Regions from separate parts of the Homo sapiens genome. Here region 2 is linked to region 1. A link is an interaction called in ENCODE POLR2A ChIA-PET data of the cell type or tissue named here. Cell type or tissue: GM12878. All regions are shown on one strand. Each heading gives the region's core, and the rest is flanking DNA. Links, peaks and the distances in the headings are about the cores only.

Region 1 (7,952 bases), core at 3,203-5,702:
ACTTAGCCTACAGGTGGGGAAAGTCATCTGGCAACAGAGGACACCGTAGGGTACTGGTTGTTTTGAGATCACATGGCTGACTGGGAGCTGCAGGTTACTGCTGCTGCCCAGAATTGCTAGAGTATTTCACCACCTATCACTAGCCTTGGAAAAAATCAAAACCCCAAATGCAAAGTATGGTTTCTATTGAATGTGTATCACTTTCACACCATCCTAAGTTGGGGATCATCTGTATTCTTAAGGTTTGGTTTTGTTTTCGTAGTTCTGACTGATGGAAACTACCTAAAATGCATTTCCTTTTCAGTAACTTTCAATAAAACAATGAAATGACACGTTTTTGGTGATAGTTGTTATCCCCTGAAAACACAGTAAAAATACGTGAAGTACCCATAAAAGACCATTTAACTTTCAGAGAGGAACTATATCGATAAGCAGAGCAGCACCTGGGCACGTCTCCTATCACCTGAGAAACAGGTGTAACCGTGTCACTGCACTCACTGCTCCTGGCCAACTCCTCCATCTGCTGGGTTCCCTCTCATTGGCCCCTGTCTGAATTTGAGTCCTTATTATCTCTCACAGGAACCTCTGTAGGATACAGGAGGCCTTCCTGGTCCCCTACCTGTGCGTCTCTTTAACTGTCCCCAAAGCATCTCCCACTCTGACACTTTGTGTTCCAGTTATTCTGCCATCCTCTCAGGACTTTGTGCTTCTATGCATGCCTGGAATGCCCACACCACTGATGTCCACTGGCCAACTCCTACTCATGCTTCATGTCCCATCTCAAATGGTCCCTGTGAAGGCTTCCCCTCAGGTGCTCCTTCACCTAACTGCCACTGCACTTAAAGTCCTTCATTATAGGACTTTCCTTACTGTATGCCTACATGGTTTGCATTATATGTCTCTCTGACCACTAAACTGCAAGATCCTTTGAGGGCTGAGAATATTTTTATCATTAGCATTGTGCCTATCACATTGATATTCCAAGAAATCACTGAATGAACGAATGAATGAATGAATGGAAAGTGTCCAAATCGACCAGGTACAGTGGCTCACACCTGTAATCCCAGCACTTTGGGAAGCCGAACGGGGAGGATAGCTTGAGCCCAGGAGTTCAAGACCAGCCTTGGCAACACAGCAAGACTCTATCTCTAAATTTAAAAATTAGCCAGGCATGGTGGCGCACACCTGTAGTCCCAATTACTCAGGATGCTGAGGTGGGAGGATCACTTGAGCCCAGGAGATTGAGGCTACAGTGAGCCATGGTTATGCCACTGCACTCCAGCCTGGACAACAGAGCAAGACGCCGTCTCAAAAAAAAAAAAAAAAAAAAGAGAGAGAAAGTGTCAGAATAATAGTATCAAACACTTATATGATGTTTAGCACATACCAGACAGTGTTTTGGGTGCTTTGAAAATATTAACTTATTTAAACTTCCCAACAATACCTGACACCAGTACTATTATCATTCCCATTTCACAGATAAGGAAACAGTTACAGAGAGATTACATAACTTGTCCAAGGCTGCACAGTATGTGATAGATCCAGGAGGTGACTAAGCAGTTGACTCTAAAGTCTGCGTTCTTAACCACTATGCCTCAAAAAATGCCCTCTATGACTAAACCCCAATATTTTTTGATATACAACTTCAAATATGCTGCTGCAATACTGCTTTGCTTCATTAACAAAAATAACTTGCAGTTGGCCTTACAAAAACAATCAGTACTGCAAAGTTTCTCAGATCTTTGACACTGAGTTTACTTGTAAATCAGATTCCAATACTCCCTAAGAGAATAAAATGTGACTTCCACAAAATCTGAGTGGAATCTATCAAATAATCCAAATAGGTCTATTAGCCCAGATAAATATGATCATAAATCTGATGGGCTTCTTTCATATTAAAGAGACACATGGTTTGTTGTGGCTAGCTTTACAGAACTGGTGTAGTGAGACATTCCAATCATAAACCTGAGGTCATTTATCAGCCTACTAATGGAAAGCACAATGACAATGAGATCACTAAATCTGCTATGCATATAGCAAGCTACCTAAAAAGCCTTTCCCAAATTAACAAAGTGGGGAATTAAAGAAAAGCTCCATATTTGGGAAACTGGCATTGTTTGGTACTGAAGACATTTTATCTGGATGACAAATAGAAGCACTCCAAAGCAATAGTGTTTCCTGACCTATTACAAGGATGCTATGTGAATCTACCACAAACTTGGAATAGCTGATTCCCTGGAAAGAACACTGGGCAAGAAATTAGAAGTCCCAATGTTTAGTTCTAGCTCTATCACTATGTGACACTTTTTTTTTTTTTTTTGAGATGGAGTCTCGCTCTGTCACCCAGGCTGGAATGCAGTGGCGCGATCTTGCCTCATTGTAACCTCCGCCTCCTGGGTTCAAGCAATTCTCCCGCCTCAGCCTCCCGAGTAGTTGGGACTAAGGGCGCACACTGCCACACCCAGCTAGTTTTTTTTGCATTTTAGTAGAGACGGGGTTTCACCGTGTTGCCCAGGCTGGTCTCGAACTCCTGAGCTCAGGCAATCTGCCCGCCTAGGCCTCCCAAAGTGCTCTAAGTGATTTTTAAGCAAATTATTCAACCTCTCTATGCCTTGGTGCCCTTGTCCTTAAGATGGGGGTGTAATCTATATAAGCTCTAATACTGTAAAATTCTGTAATTCATCTGGGCTATGTTTTGCTTTGTACTGAACATCAAGCAGCATGCTGGAATCACCAACAAACAGATCCTGTGACATCACTTCATGTCACTGTGTGTGGGACTCACACAGATGGTAGGAAAGTGACCTGCTGGTTGTTGGATAGAGGACAAATGAGCAGCAATTCCTATCAAAGGCAAAAGAAATGCTTCCAGAATTCACAGAAGCCCAGCTTCACACATCACTGCATAATTATAAATGGCTGCAAAGGAATAGCAGCCAAAATGACAACTTGGTGTCCATTTATAAGGACTGGAACTGTGCTTTAAGCAGCCTTTGAGCCAGAGGTGGAGTTGGAAACAGTCTCACATGCCTCAGGATCTCCATAGTCGTTAAGTGAGAGAACTCTGGGCTCATACTGATCTTTATAGCTACATCTTCCAAGGAGCATATCACTATTTGTAAAGTCATATTTGAAAGAATGGCACTACCAGTGCAATCCTGTTATTAGCAGAGATCATTTGAACATCGATTCAGATTCACCAATGGTCAGTGCATATTTCCTCCCTATATTTAACAAAACCTAACAAACAGAATTTCGACATCCAAAAATGGAGTATTTGATTGTGTAAATTAAGATAAATCTATAAAATAGAATACTATGCACTTATTAAAATAACTAGCATATTTACATTTATTGTTATACAAAGATACACATGATATGTGAGCTCCATTGGTTTTTCACTGTAGTCTCCACTGCACTTAGAAAAGTGATGGACTAGCACATTGTACATTCTCAAAAAAGATTTCTTGAATGAATAAATGAGTCAAAGACATGTAAAGGAAAAAACAAATTTAAAGTATGTGTTCCGCCCAGCCCTATTTTTGTAATCATACAAACATGGTACAGATGAAGTATGGAAGTGCATATAATCAAAACAATATAGCTATTGCCATGAAGGGATTGTGGGGAATTTTACTTTTCTTCTGGAAATACTATCATTATCGTACTTTTTAACAACAAACATTTACTACTTTTGTAATTGGAAAGCAAAAGTTAGTACTACTCTGCAAATAGGAATATTTGACATAAATATGCAAAAATTGGTAAAACCTAAGTTGGTAAAATATTAAGACCCTCCCCAAGAAACACCCCAGCATTATAAAGGAATACACCCATACTTGCATTTTTCTGTGAGCTCAACTAGTTAGCATACCAAATTAATTATTACGAGTAACCTAACTATACTTGCCATAGGGTAAGCTATTGGTCATGGGGGGTTTAAAGGGAAAAAAATATGTAACATCTACTGTTAATGCAGCAAAGATGTTCTCTTAGATTGGAAAAGCCAGTATACACAATATTGTCAAAAGACCTTCCCCACAGCACACAAACTCAAACGGCATTAATACGTGAGTCACTTCCTGACCATGTGGGTTTGTGGTACGGCTGAACCGTGCCTATAAAAAAAAAGTAAGGTACACCTTTTTGCCACAGATCTGGCAGCAAGATGTGTCCTTCTGGGCTCAGTGAGCTCTCCACTTATGAATCTTTTCCTCTGTGGTGCCCTATAATATTCCTAAGAGGAGAAAGAAAAGACAGCCTTAATTTGTTGCTGTGCCCTGGGAAAGATGAGCAGAGCAAATTTCCTCTGAGTGCCTTTTTCTCTTTATCTAACTAGAACCCTCTAGCTAGAATTTCTGTCTGTTCTGTCACTTCCTATACTTTCCACATCTCAGCTAATCTCACTTGAGAAAGTACTGGTTTCAAAATGCATCATTACAGACAGAGAATGCATCTGCCACATGGAATAAATAGTATCTGTGTTTAATCTGTCGAGTGGGAGAAGTCAGAGGAGCTGGGAACAATTTACTGGGAGAACACACTGAGCAGTCTCCAGGCAATCAACAGTTCAGGTGTGAAGATCATGTTCTTCTGAGGCTTCTTGTTTGAGTAAAGGTAAACTTTGCTGTCTGAAACTCCCACTAATTAAAGCCTAGGGACAGGTGTCTCCCTGGACTTTCTACATGAGTGTAACTATCGGCTTCGTTAGGTGTGGTTTGGCTTCAGTCAGGCAACCTCTCAACTAGATCTAGCTTCTCACCGGCAGGAAGCTTCATCACTGATCTGCAAACCAGCTGGGACCCGGGCCAACCCGGGTGAACGTGAAGAGAGCTGCTCATTTCCACTGGCAGGAAATCAATCTTGGAAATGCCCTTTCCACAGCAGAAAATCAGATAACAAATCGAGCTAGAGTTTGGAGCACCATATAAAGAAAGCTGTGTTCCCTAGCAATTAAACATTAACTCTTCTGCAGTGACAACAGTACACTCTCCTGGTGGTTCTAAGACCCAGCAATTTTATTTGCTATAAAGAGTCAAGCAAGTCACTTTATTCTTCATTTCTCCTTAGATATCTCCAAGGCCTTAGTTCAATTCCAAATCACCACAAAGCCTTCTCCAGGCCATCTTGATTCCTCCCCCGCCCCCAACCCTTATCTATCTATTCCACATATTTTGGTAAGGAGAACATCAGGCTTGCCCATTACTTCACTACTGTGTGTGTAGAGAGCCTTCTCTCTTCTGCTTATTGAATTGCAAGCCTCTGGAGACAGGAACACTGGCTTACCTATGCTTTATTTCTATCAGCAAACAGTCAGAGGAAAGATGTCCCCAGAATGTGTCAATAGATCATTGTTCAAAAACAAAGTGAATGACTATCCTTTGCCTGCTTCTAAAGGTAAAAACCAGTGAGATCTAAGAAAACGAAAATGTGGGTTTTCAAAAGAAAACACCATTTGAGTTGGATCTTATTTATTTGTGTGGTTCATCCACTTGCTAGGTATCCGCACCAATATTTAAATTGCTGGCTGAATTTCTAACCATCAGCTTGTTTTTGGTCTATCATCTCCTACCATTTGTCATTTTTATGACCAAGAATGCCTAAGCAAAGACTTAGGAAAAGGAGGGGCCAGGCAGAGAAACATAATGTAAAATAACACTGGAGCACTGTTAGAACTCGTTTTTATTCTTGTTGCATACAAAAGGCAGAACAGACTGTCCTGATTGCCTGAACAAGCCACACACTTGACATCGCCAATGTTATTGTAGCCTGCTGTGCCTGGCAAAACCCACTTCTCTCTCAAATTCAGGCTCAGATATAACCCCTCCCCTGTGAAGCTTAGCGACAGCCTGAAGTAGAACTCATCATGTCTTATTAAGCCCTCTGTCTTTGTCCATTCAGGGTGCTGTAAGGAAATATCAAAGACTAGGTGGCTTATAAACAACAGAAATCTATTTTTCACAGTTTCTAGAGGCTGCAAAAGTCCAAGATGAAGGCACCAGCAGATTTGGTGTCCAGTGAGGGCCCACTTCTGGTTCAAACATGACTGTCTTCTTGTTATGTCCTCACATGGCAGAAGAGGCAAGGGAGCTCTCCTGAGTTTCTTTTATAAAGGCAGTAATACCATTCATCTAGGCATTCATCTAGGTCAGTGGTCCCCAACCTTTTCAGCACCAGGGACCAATTTCATGGAAGACAATTTTTCCACGTATGGGGGCTGGGGGTTGAGGAGTATGGTTTCATGATGATTCAAACCCATTACATTTATTGCTTTTTTTTTTTTTTCCTGACACAGGGTCTTGCTCTGTTGCCCAGGCTGGAGTGCAGTGATGCCAACTCAGCTCACTGCAACCTCCACCTCCCAGGCTCAAGCCATTCTTGTGCCTCAGCCACCCAAGTAGCTGGGATTACAGGCATGCACCACCACACCTAGCTGATTTTTGTATTTTTAGTAGAGATGGGGTTTCGCCATGTTGGCCAGGCTGGTCTCAAACTCCTGACCTCAAGTGACCCGCCCACCTTGGCTTCCCAAGGCGCTGGGATTACAGGCATGAGCTACCGGATCCAGCCTATTTCTATTATTTTTACATTATAATATATAAGGAAATAATTATACAACTCACCATAATGTAGAATCACTGGGAGCCCTCAGCTTGTTTTACTGCAACTAGACGGTCCCATCTGGGGTGATGGCAGACAGTAACAGATCATCAGGCATTAGATTTTCATAAGGAGAGTACAACCTAGATCCTTTGCATGTGCAGTTCACAATAGGATTGGCACGCCTATGAAAATCTAATGCTGCTGCTGATCTGACAGGAACTCAGGCAGTAAAGCCAGCAAAGCAGAGCGGCTGTAAATACTGATGAAGCTTTGCTTACTCGCCCACTGATCACCTCCTGCTGTGCAGCTCAGTTCCTAACAGGCCACAGACAGGTACTGGGGGTTGGGGGATCCCTGATCTAGGTGATCACCTCCTAACGGCCCCACCCCCTAATATCCTTACATTAGGGGTTAGGATTTCAACATATTAATTTGGGGAGACACTTCAGTTTATAGCATCCTCTTAGCATTATGCTATAACTGGCTATACATGTGTCTTCCTTTATATTAAATTGTGAAATTCATTGGGTTGCATAAGGAAGTTATTCAAAATATTTTTTCAAAGATTTTAGCTTGTGTTACTTGATTGTGAGAATAACTGAGGTACACTGAATTTAAGTGACCTATTCAAAGCCCTAAACCAAATCAACAATAAGGTATGGGCAGACCCCAATAATTCTGACCCGTGTCCCAAGAGTCCAGCCAACTGACTGCGTCTTTGTGAAAGAACATCTATCAGCTGTGAATGAAAAGGAAGTATTAGATGAGAAGATAGTGCTTGTCCATCTCTGAGCTGCTGATGGACTAGGAATCCTGGCTCACTGTAGTGACCCAGGAGCACTATCCAGAGCCTTCTCTCCCAAGACATCCCATCAGGGCTCTTTCCTAAGGGCACCCCTGAAGACCCTGCTCCACTTCCCAGTGTGGCCTTTTCTGTAATTAGAAGTAGTAATTAATAATCAGTTGCAGAGAAGTGAGCCAAGATTGTGCCACTGCACTGCAGCCTGGGTGACAGAGTGAGACTCCGTCTCAAAAAAAAAAATCATTAGTTATTCCATAGAAGAGCTTCATTTGAAAAGTCAATCTACTCAGTTCAGATCAGTAATTGTAAACTATCACAAAGCTACAGCTTTCATCTCCATGATATTACAATTACCTACCTGCCTAACCTGTAGTATCTACAAAGGTTGTGATTGTTTATCACTCAGAATTACTTCATTTTAAAAATTTTTCAACTTTTCTTTTCTATTCAGGAGGTATATGTGCAGGTTTGTTACAAGAGTATATTGCATGATGCTGAGGTTTGCGGTATGACTGAGTCCATCATCCAGGTAGTGAGCATAGTACCC
Region 2 (7,952 bases), core at 3,114-5,613, 72 kb after region 1:
AATTAGACCAATTAATAACCCTACAATGGCCTCTAAGTGCTTAAGTGAAAGGGAGATTTGCACGTCTCCCACTTTACAGCAAAAGCTAGAAATGATTAAGTTTAGTGAGTAAGACATATTTATAGCTGAGGTGGGCAGAAAGCTGGACCTTTTGCACTAAACAGCCAAGTGGGGAATGCAAAGGAAAAGTTGTTGACGGAAATGAAATGTTCTACTCTGGTGAACACATGCATAATAAGAAAGCGAAATAGCCTTATTGCTGATATGGAAAAAGTTTGAGTGGTCTGGATAGAAGATCAAACCAACTACAACATTTCTTCAAGCCAAAGCCTCATCCAGAGCAAGACCCTAACTCTTTTTAATTCTGTGAAAACTGAGGGAGGTGAGGAAGCTTCAGGAGAAAAATTTTAAGCTAGCAGAGGTTGATGCATGAGGTTTAAGGAAAAAAAAGCCATCTCTGTAACTTAAAAGTGCAAGGTGAAGTAGCAAGTGCTAACACATTTAGAAGGTGCAGCAAATTATCCAGAAGATCTAGCTAAGATCATTGATGATGGTGGCTACTCTAAACAAGAGGTTTTCAGTGTAGATAAAACAGCCTTCTATTGGATGAAGATGACATCCAGGATTTTAATAGCTAGAGAGAAGTCAGTGCCTGGCTTCAAACTTCAAAGGACAGGCTAACTCTCTTATTAGGAGATAATACAGCCAGTGACTTGGAGTTGAAGCCCAGCACTCATTTACCATTTCGAAAATCTAAAGGCCCTTAAGAATTATGCAAAATCTACTCTGCATTTGTTCTATAAATGGAAAAACAAGGCTGAGATGATAGCACGTATGCTTATGGCATGGTTTACTGACTATTTTAAACCAACAGTTGAGATCTGCTCAGAAAAAAGAATTCCTAATGGAAAGCACACTTGACTTGGAGACTTGGAGGCAGTGGAAGTAGCCTCAAGTTGTGGCTGAGGTCAGTTACCATCTGTGGGTTTTTTTTGTTTGTTTGTTCGTTTGTTTTTTGAGATGGAGTCTTGTTCCATTGCCCAGACTGGAGTACAGTGGCGCAGTCTCAGTTCACTGCAACCTCCACCCTCCACCTCCCGGGTTCAAGCAATTGTCCTGCCTCAGCCTCTCGAGTAGCTAGGATTACAGGTGCCTGCTACCACACTCGGCTGATTTTTGCATTTTTAGTAGAGGCAGAGTTTCACCATGTTGGCTAGGCTGGTCTCAAACTCCTGACCTCAGGTGATCCACCTGCTTCGGCCTCACACAGTTCTGGGATTACAGACATGAGCCACTGCTCCCAGCCCCATCTGTGTTCTGGCATGGTGGCTCAGAACACCAGCTTTGGCATCATACAAACTGGATTCCAGTCCCAGGCTACCTCTCATTATTTATGTGTTTGTCCTTGAAGAAGCTGCATAACCTTCAGAGCTTCAGTTTCCTCATTTGTAAAATGGAGACATAGCAGTGTCTTCTGCACAGAAATTCTTGCAGGGAGGAAAGGATATATGGTCAAAATGATTTCAGTCCCCTTTCATGCCCTACAAAATGCTGTGTCAAGCTGTACTCAGAAAAATCCACATTACTGGCCGGGCGCGGTGGCTCACACCTGTAATCCCAGCACTTTGGGAGGCTGAGGTGGGCAGATCACGAGGTCAGGAGATCAAGACCATCCTGGCTAACACGGTGAAACCCCGTCTCTACTAAAAATACAAAAAATTAGCCGGGCATGGTGGCGGGCGCCTGTAGTCCCAGCTACTCGGGAGGCTGAGGCAGGAGAATGGCATGAACCCGGGAGGCGGAACTTGCAGTGAGCCGAGATGGCACCACTGCACTCCAGCCTGGGTGACAGAGCGAGACTCCATCTCAAAAAAAAGAAAAAAAGAAAAATCCACATTACTTCTGCCCTCTACCTGAAGGTTGGAGTCTTCAACTTTCTGGGTTGTCCAGCGCACTGGAGCTGCCCAGCACAGTTCATGTGGTCTTGGGCAGATGGTGTTTGGTGATAGAGAAAAGTTGTTGGGTATCTAAAGCAGATACTTTGTTGGCAGAACTGAGATCTAGGATGAAGTGAGAATGTGTTGTGACCTAAAAACCATATTATGTTCCATGGTCTCAAAAAATTTGAGAAATAAGGCTTGTTGACATTCATACCAGACGACATTAGCAGACACCGTATAAATGATAGTTATTTTAACCTATTTATAGTGGCATTATTGGTTTTTCTTTAATTTTTCAGAAAACCATTTGTCAAGATTACAAAGCTAAGTGCTGGGGACATGAAGGTGAATAACAGTTCCTGCCCTCCAGGAAGATCATAATTTAATAATCGAGACAGCCACTTGAAAGATTATAACTACAGCATATAATTATAACCATAAAACAATGTAGTAACCTCTGCTGTAAAAATGGCTTTCTTGGCCGGGTGCGATGACTCATGCCTGTAATCCCAGCACTTTGGGAGGCCAAGGCGGGCGGATCACGAGGTCAAGAGATCAAGACCATCCTGGCCAACATGGTGAAACCCTGTCTCTACTAAAATACAAAAAAAAATTAGCCAGGCATGGTGGTGCACGTCTGTAGTCTCAGCTACTTGGGTGGCTGAGCCGGGGGAATCCCTTGAACCCGGGAGGCGGAGATTGCAGTGAGCCGAGATTGTGCCACTGCACTCTAGCCTGGCTGGAGACAGAGCAAGACTCCATCTCAAAAACAAAAAAAAAAGGTTTTATTCTCTTGTTGTAAATTACATGTTTTAGATTTTTGGTTTTGTAAAGTATCTTGTACTCAATTTAAGCAAAATTTTAAAATTAGAGGCTTAAAAATTGGAAAAGAAGAGGCGAAAATTTTAGTACCTGCAAGTGATATAACTGCTATTTGACAACTGTAAGAGAATCAACTAAAAAACTATCAATGATTAGAGAATACAGCCTTAAGAAGGACTGGTGGATGCAGAAAAAGGGTTCAGGAGAGAGGGTAGGGCTTTCAGGGAACCTGGAATGTTGGAGACTCTCCCGCTCCAGAAGGAGACAATTAGAAAGGGCAGAGTTAGTGCAGAATGGCCTGAGCCCAGGAGGGGAATCTCCTGGGCTTGAGAAGAAAAACCCTTCCTCTGCCAGGCCTAGGGATAGGAGCAGAGCATGCAGGGACTTAGGGCCCAGAGGGAAAGCATAAACCCAAGCTGAGTCAGAGGGGAATTTGTGGGGCTCCTTCTGTCAGATAAGCCAAGAAGTAAGTTCCAAATATATCTTGGAGTTGAAGTTTCTATTCTTTATTGGTCTTCTTCCTGGTGGCCACGGAGTTGGCTGGAAGAAATGGCTCAAGTCCCAAGCAACCAGAGGTAAAGCCACACCAGACAGAACTACTAAGGCTACACTCCATTTATGAGATGCAAACTCAGAGCAGATGGAGCAGGAGTTTGCACAGCAGCCTCTAAGAGAGTGCTTAGCTTAGGCCGGGCACAGTGTCTCACACTTGTAATCCCAGCACTTTGGGAGGCCAAGGCAGGCAGATCACCTTGGAGAGGTCAAGAGTTCGAGACCAGCCTGGCCAACATGGCGAAACCCCGCCTCTACTAAAAATACAAAAATTAGCTGGGTGTGGTGGCACATGCCTGTAATCCCAGCTACTCCAGAGGCTGAGGCATGAGAATCACTTGAACCCAGGAGGTGGAGGTTGCAGTGAGCCAAGACTGTGCCACTGCACTCCAGCCTGGGCAACACAGTGAGACTCTGTCTCAAAAAAAAAAAAAAAAGAGAGAGAGAAAGTGCTTAGCATGATAATTTCATCATCCTGTGGCTGATTCTTTGAGAGTCTAGTAAGAACATCCTAATAATTAAAGTCCTGGGGTCTTGCCATGGACTGACAGGCAAGAGAGGTCTTGCCATGGACTGACAGGTAAGGAGTGGAGAATATTGAAAGTCTGCAGTCCTGGTTAGAAAATGGGCAAAGAAGGAAAGAAAACTAGAGGATCCTACAGGAAAGATATGAAGTGTGGCATGGTGGCTCAGAACACCAGCTCTGGCATTATACAAACTGGATTCCAGTCCCAGGCTACCTCTTGCTATTTATGTGTTTGTCCTTGAAGAAGCTGTATAACCTTCAGAGCTTCAGTTTCCTCATTTGTAAAATGGAGACATAGCAGTATCTTCTGCGCAGAAATTATTGCAGGGAGGAAAGGATATAAAGTATCTAAGTGCTTGGCACAATCCCAGGCACACAGTGTATGTGCAATAAATGCTAGAAATTTTTATTATTATCAATCCTCTTTCTTCTTGTCTTGAAAGTAGTGAGATTGTGCAATAAAAGAACATCAGTGGGGCATTTCCTCTTTCACAAGCAGCAAATAACTATCAGACTACACTTCCAGGTGAAGTCCACATTCCTTGTGGACATCGTCCTGAAATGCTGGTCCCAAAGGGCATGGCCAAAATCGAGGTGCAGGTGTTGAAAGACGTTTTATTTCTCACTCTGTCTCTCTAACCTTGAAATCAGCCAGAGTTAAGGCATCTGGATGACTCATAACAAGCATCTGTAGAGAAGAGTACTTTCTGCTCTGGTCAGAGGAAGAATTAACAAGCCATTTGGTATTGCAACCTTCTCAGTCAGAATGCCAGGACTGGCTCTTGCCCTGTGCCTGAACTGTCACCAATAATCCATTTTAACTCCTTTTAAATTCTGAATAGTGGCTTCAATGACTGTGAGAGTTTGGGGTGGGGTTGAAGGGGGCAACTTTTTGAGGCTTGAATATGCACAAATAAATTAGGTGGCTATTTAATATTGGGTTTGTTAATCTGTATTTGTAATACAACAGATAAGATATATGCATTATTTAAAATGTCCTGTGGTTTCAATTTTGTAAGATTGATAAGACGGTGGATGTATTTGCACTTGAATTAAATTAGAAATATTGGTCATCATCTGTCATGTAAACTAAACTTAAGCCTTAGGCCATGATTTCCTGATTTTATAATCAAGAATGCCTTCAGCCCTCATGGGCATGCCAAAGTCACCAAATTGTGCCTTTGCTCCACCAGGATGTTTAGTTTCCACTAGATAGTTCCACTTTAAGACTACAGAACTTAAACTTCCTCAGGAATGTCAGTTTTGCAATGTGGCCTCTAAGTCACGGTGTTCACACCCTGGAAAATTCTATGATTTTCCCAATACTTTATTTATTTATTTATTTATTTGAGACAGAGTCTCACTCACTCTGTCACCCTGGCTGGAGTGCAGTGGCACAATTTCAGCTCACTGCAACCTTCATCTCCTGGGTTCAAGTGATTCTCCTGCCTCAGCCTCCTGACTAGCTGGGATTATAGGCACAGGCATGCACCGCCATGCCCAGCTAATTTTTGTATTTTTAGTAGAGATGGGGTTTCACCATGTTGGCAAGGCTGATTTCTAACTCCTGGTCACAAGCAAGCCGCCCGCCTTGGCCTCCCAAAGTGCTGGGATTACAGGTGTGAACTACTGCACCTGACCCCCAATACTTTTAAAATAAATCTTTTTTGTGCTAAATTAGCTGAAGTTGGCTTCCATTGCTTACTGCAGAGAGCCGTGATTGACATACATCTTCTGTGCATCAGTTTTTCCATGTGACATATTGGTACTATTAATTATATATTATAAAACTGGGCATTAAAATGTTAAATAAATAGTCTAAATATTTTTTGTGCAAATAATTGCCAAGAAAATTATTTCACATTTAAAAATGCAATTATGCCACTTGCTTTTTTCTTCATTATTCCATTTTCTTTCAAAGACATACACAGGTATTAAAATAAGTAAAAAAAAGTTCTTGAGTGTGTTGGAAAGTGTTTTTTTTTTTTTTTTGAGACGGAGTCTCTCTCTGTCGTTCAGGCTGGAGTGCAGTGGCACAATTTCAGCTCACTACAAGGTCCGCCTCCCAGGTTCACGCCATTCTCCTGCCTCAGCCTCCTGAGTAGCTGGGACTACAGGTGCCCACCACCACGCCCAGCTAATTTTTTGTATTTTTAATAGAGATGGGGTTTCACCACGTTGGTCTGGCTGGTCTTGATCTCCTGACCTCGTGGTCCACCAGCCTTGGCCTCCCAAAGTGCCGGGATTACAGGCATTAGCCACCATGCCCGGCCGGAAAGTGGTTGGTTTTTAAAACAGCTGTAAAATATCTTGGTGATAGAAATATTATAATATCTTGAACATTATGAATATTGAAATTTTGCTTAATGAAAAGTGTTATTTTTGAAAACAAAACGTTTTGAGCTTCTAGGAAGAATGACAGGATGAGATATAAGATATTCTTATTTAAGCATGTTACTATAGACCTATAAAGGACTTAGACACATGTCCACATGCAGCTGCAAGAAATGGCACGACCAGCTCATCATGGGGGTTCTACTATATGAACCAAAGGAAGAATGGACATGAAGGTCTTTGCCACATGGGTTTCCTCCACAGCAAAAAATACAAACAACATTATCATTTTTAACAAATGCATAGATATTTATATTTCACATTCTCCTTTAATTCAATATTGTTTTAGTATCAGCTTTATATTTTACATGGAGTAAGCATTTTTCTCACTTGATAAGGTCTGTATTTCAAAGAGAAACTTGAAAAGAACTAGATAAGATGAGGAAATATATGGAGACACCCAGTCACAGAGGCCAATAGTCGACCCAGTGGCAGTCAGAGCCTCCGTAATTAGAGATTTGTGCTTAGTGGGCAGACGATGCTGTATTGGGCAGTGGGAGAAAAATGGCAGCAATATTAGGGCAACAAACACACGACATAGTCCTGATTTTCTCCGTCTGTGTCCCTATTACCATCTATGCAATGAAGATTGAATAATTGTTTCTTTTTTTATTTAGAAAGAAAAAATGTAAACTCATGCTTTAATTATCTCAAATACTTGATGATAAAAAATAAAACAAAATAAACCCATGGTTCAGATTGTTCTGAAGTTTCAAGGAAATGTATGCTTCTGTTTTCACATTTTTCCAACTAAGTATTATTTAGTGAATTAATGTCAGATTTTGTTTTCTTGTCTATGTCACTTATGGTTCAAACCATAGAGTACATAGAATTTAATATGGGATAGTGTTGGATATAAAATAATACAAAAAATAGGATCCCTGCTTTCAAAGAGCCCTTAGACTCTCAACTATAGGGCCCGGCACGGTGGCTCATGCCTGTAATCCCAGCACTTTGGGAGGCTGAGGCAGGCAGATCACTTGAGTCCAGGAGTTCGAGACCATCCTGGCCAACATGGTGAAACTGTCTCTACTAAAAATACAAAAATTAACTGGGCTGGTGGCACACGCCTGTAATCCCAGCTACTCGGGAGGCTGAGGCACGAGAATCGCTTGAACTTGGGAGAGGGAGGTTGCAATAAGCTGAGGTCATGCCACTGCACTCCATCCTTTATGACAGAGTGAGACTGTCTCAAATAAATAAATGAATGAATGAATAAATAAATAATCTCAACTATGAGTAACTGCAAGGATCTGCTAGTTGATCTCCCTGAACACTGTCTCTGTTCTCTGTCCAGTTCACCATCCACTCTGCAGTTAATCTCCCACTGCTTTTATGATGTCTCATCACTATCATCAATGGCTTCCCATTTCTGTTAGGACAGCTTTCAAGGCCCTCCACAATATGGCCTGAACCTACTTGTCTGATGTGGTCTTCTACCACCCGGGAGAGTGAATCAGGCAGCCAGGCCAGTGTTTCAACTGTTCCCAGACCAGCAATCCAGGCTCTTCCTCACGCTGTTGCCTCCAACTCAGCATGCCCAGCCTCCTCCTTTCCATCTATCCAGGTCCCAGCCATCCTTCCTCTCCATTGAAACTCTCCCAACCCCTCCCTTATATATCCATATCTTGCTTCTGATTTCCTTTTCATCCTAGGCATTTTCACATTGCTATTTAACTGCTTTAAGAGTGTGTGCCCTTCCTTTTTTGTTTATTAAA

What was found. Peaks named below come from ENCODE experiments on the same cell type or tissue, not always from the same donor. Only the 100,000 strongest peaks of a DNase experiment are listed, where the experiment ranks them.
Region 2: POLR2A ChIA-PET joins it to region 1 with 5 read pairs; 12 of 35 experiments call an interaction of 5 or more read pairs at or near these places.

The regions. Positions count from the first base shown.
Region 1 is chr6:52,386,712-52,394,663 of GRCh38, reverse strand. The region is part of intron 1 of PAQR8 (progestin and adipoQ receptor family member 8); the gene reads right to left. Among named protein-coding and RNA genes, the nearest start is that of PAQR8, 29 kb to the right of the region's middle. RefSeq lists enhancers at 4,399-4,608, 3,250-5,734. In GM12878, for the core only: no CTCF peak of the experiment used is centred there; DNase peaks (open chromatin) are centred at 4,113 and 4,583; H3K4me3 peaks cover 1,471 bases; H3K27ac peaks cover 2,500 bases.
Region 2 is chr6:52,314,540-52,322,491 of GRCh38, reverse strand. No RefSeq gene overlaps it. Among named protein-coding and RNA genes, the nearest start is that of MCM3, 34 kb to the right of the region's middle. RefSeq lists an enhancer at 3,189-3,248 and a silencer at 4,434-4,493. In GM12878, for the core only: no CTCF peak of the experiment used is centred there; a DNase peak (open chromatin) is centred at 4,521.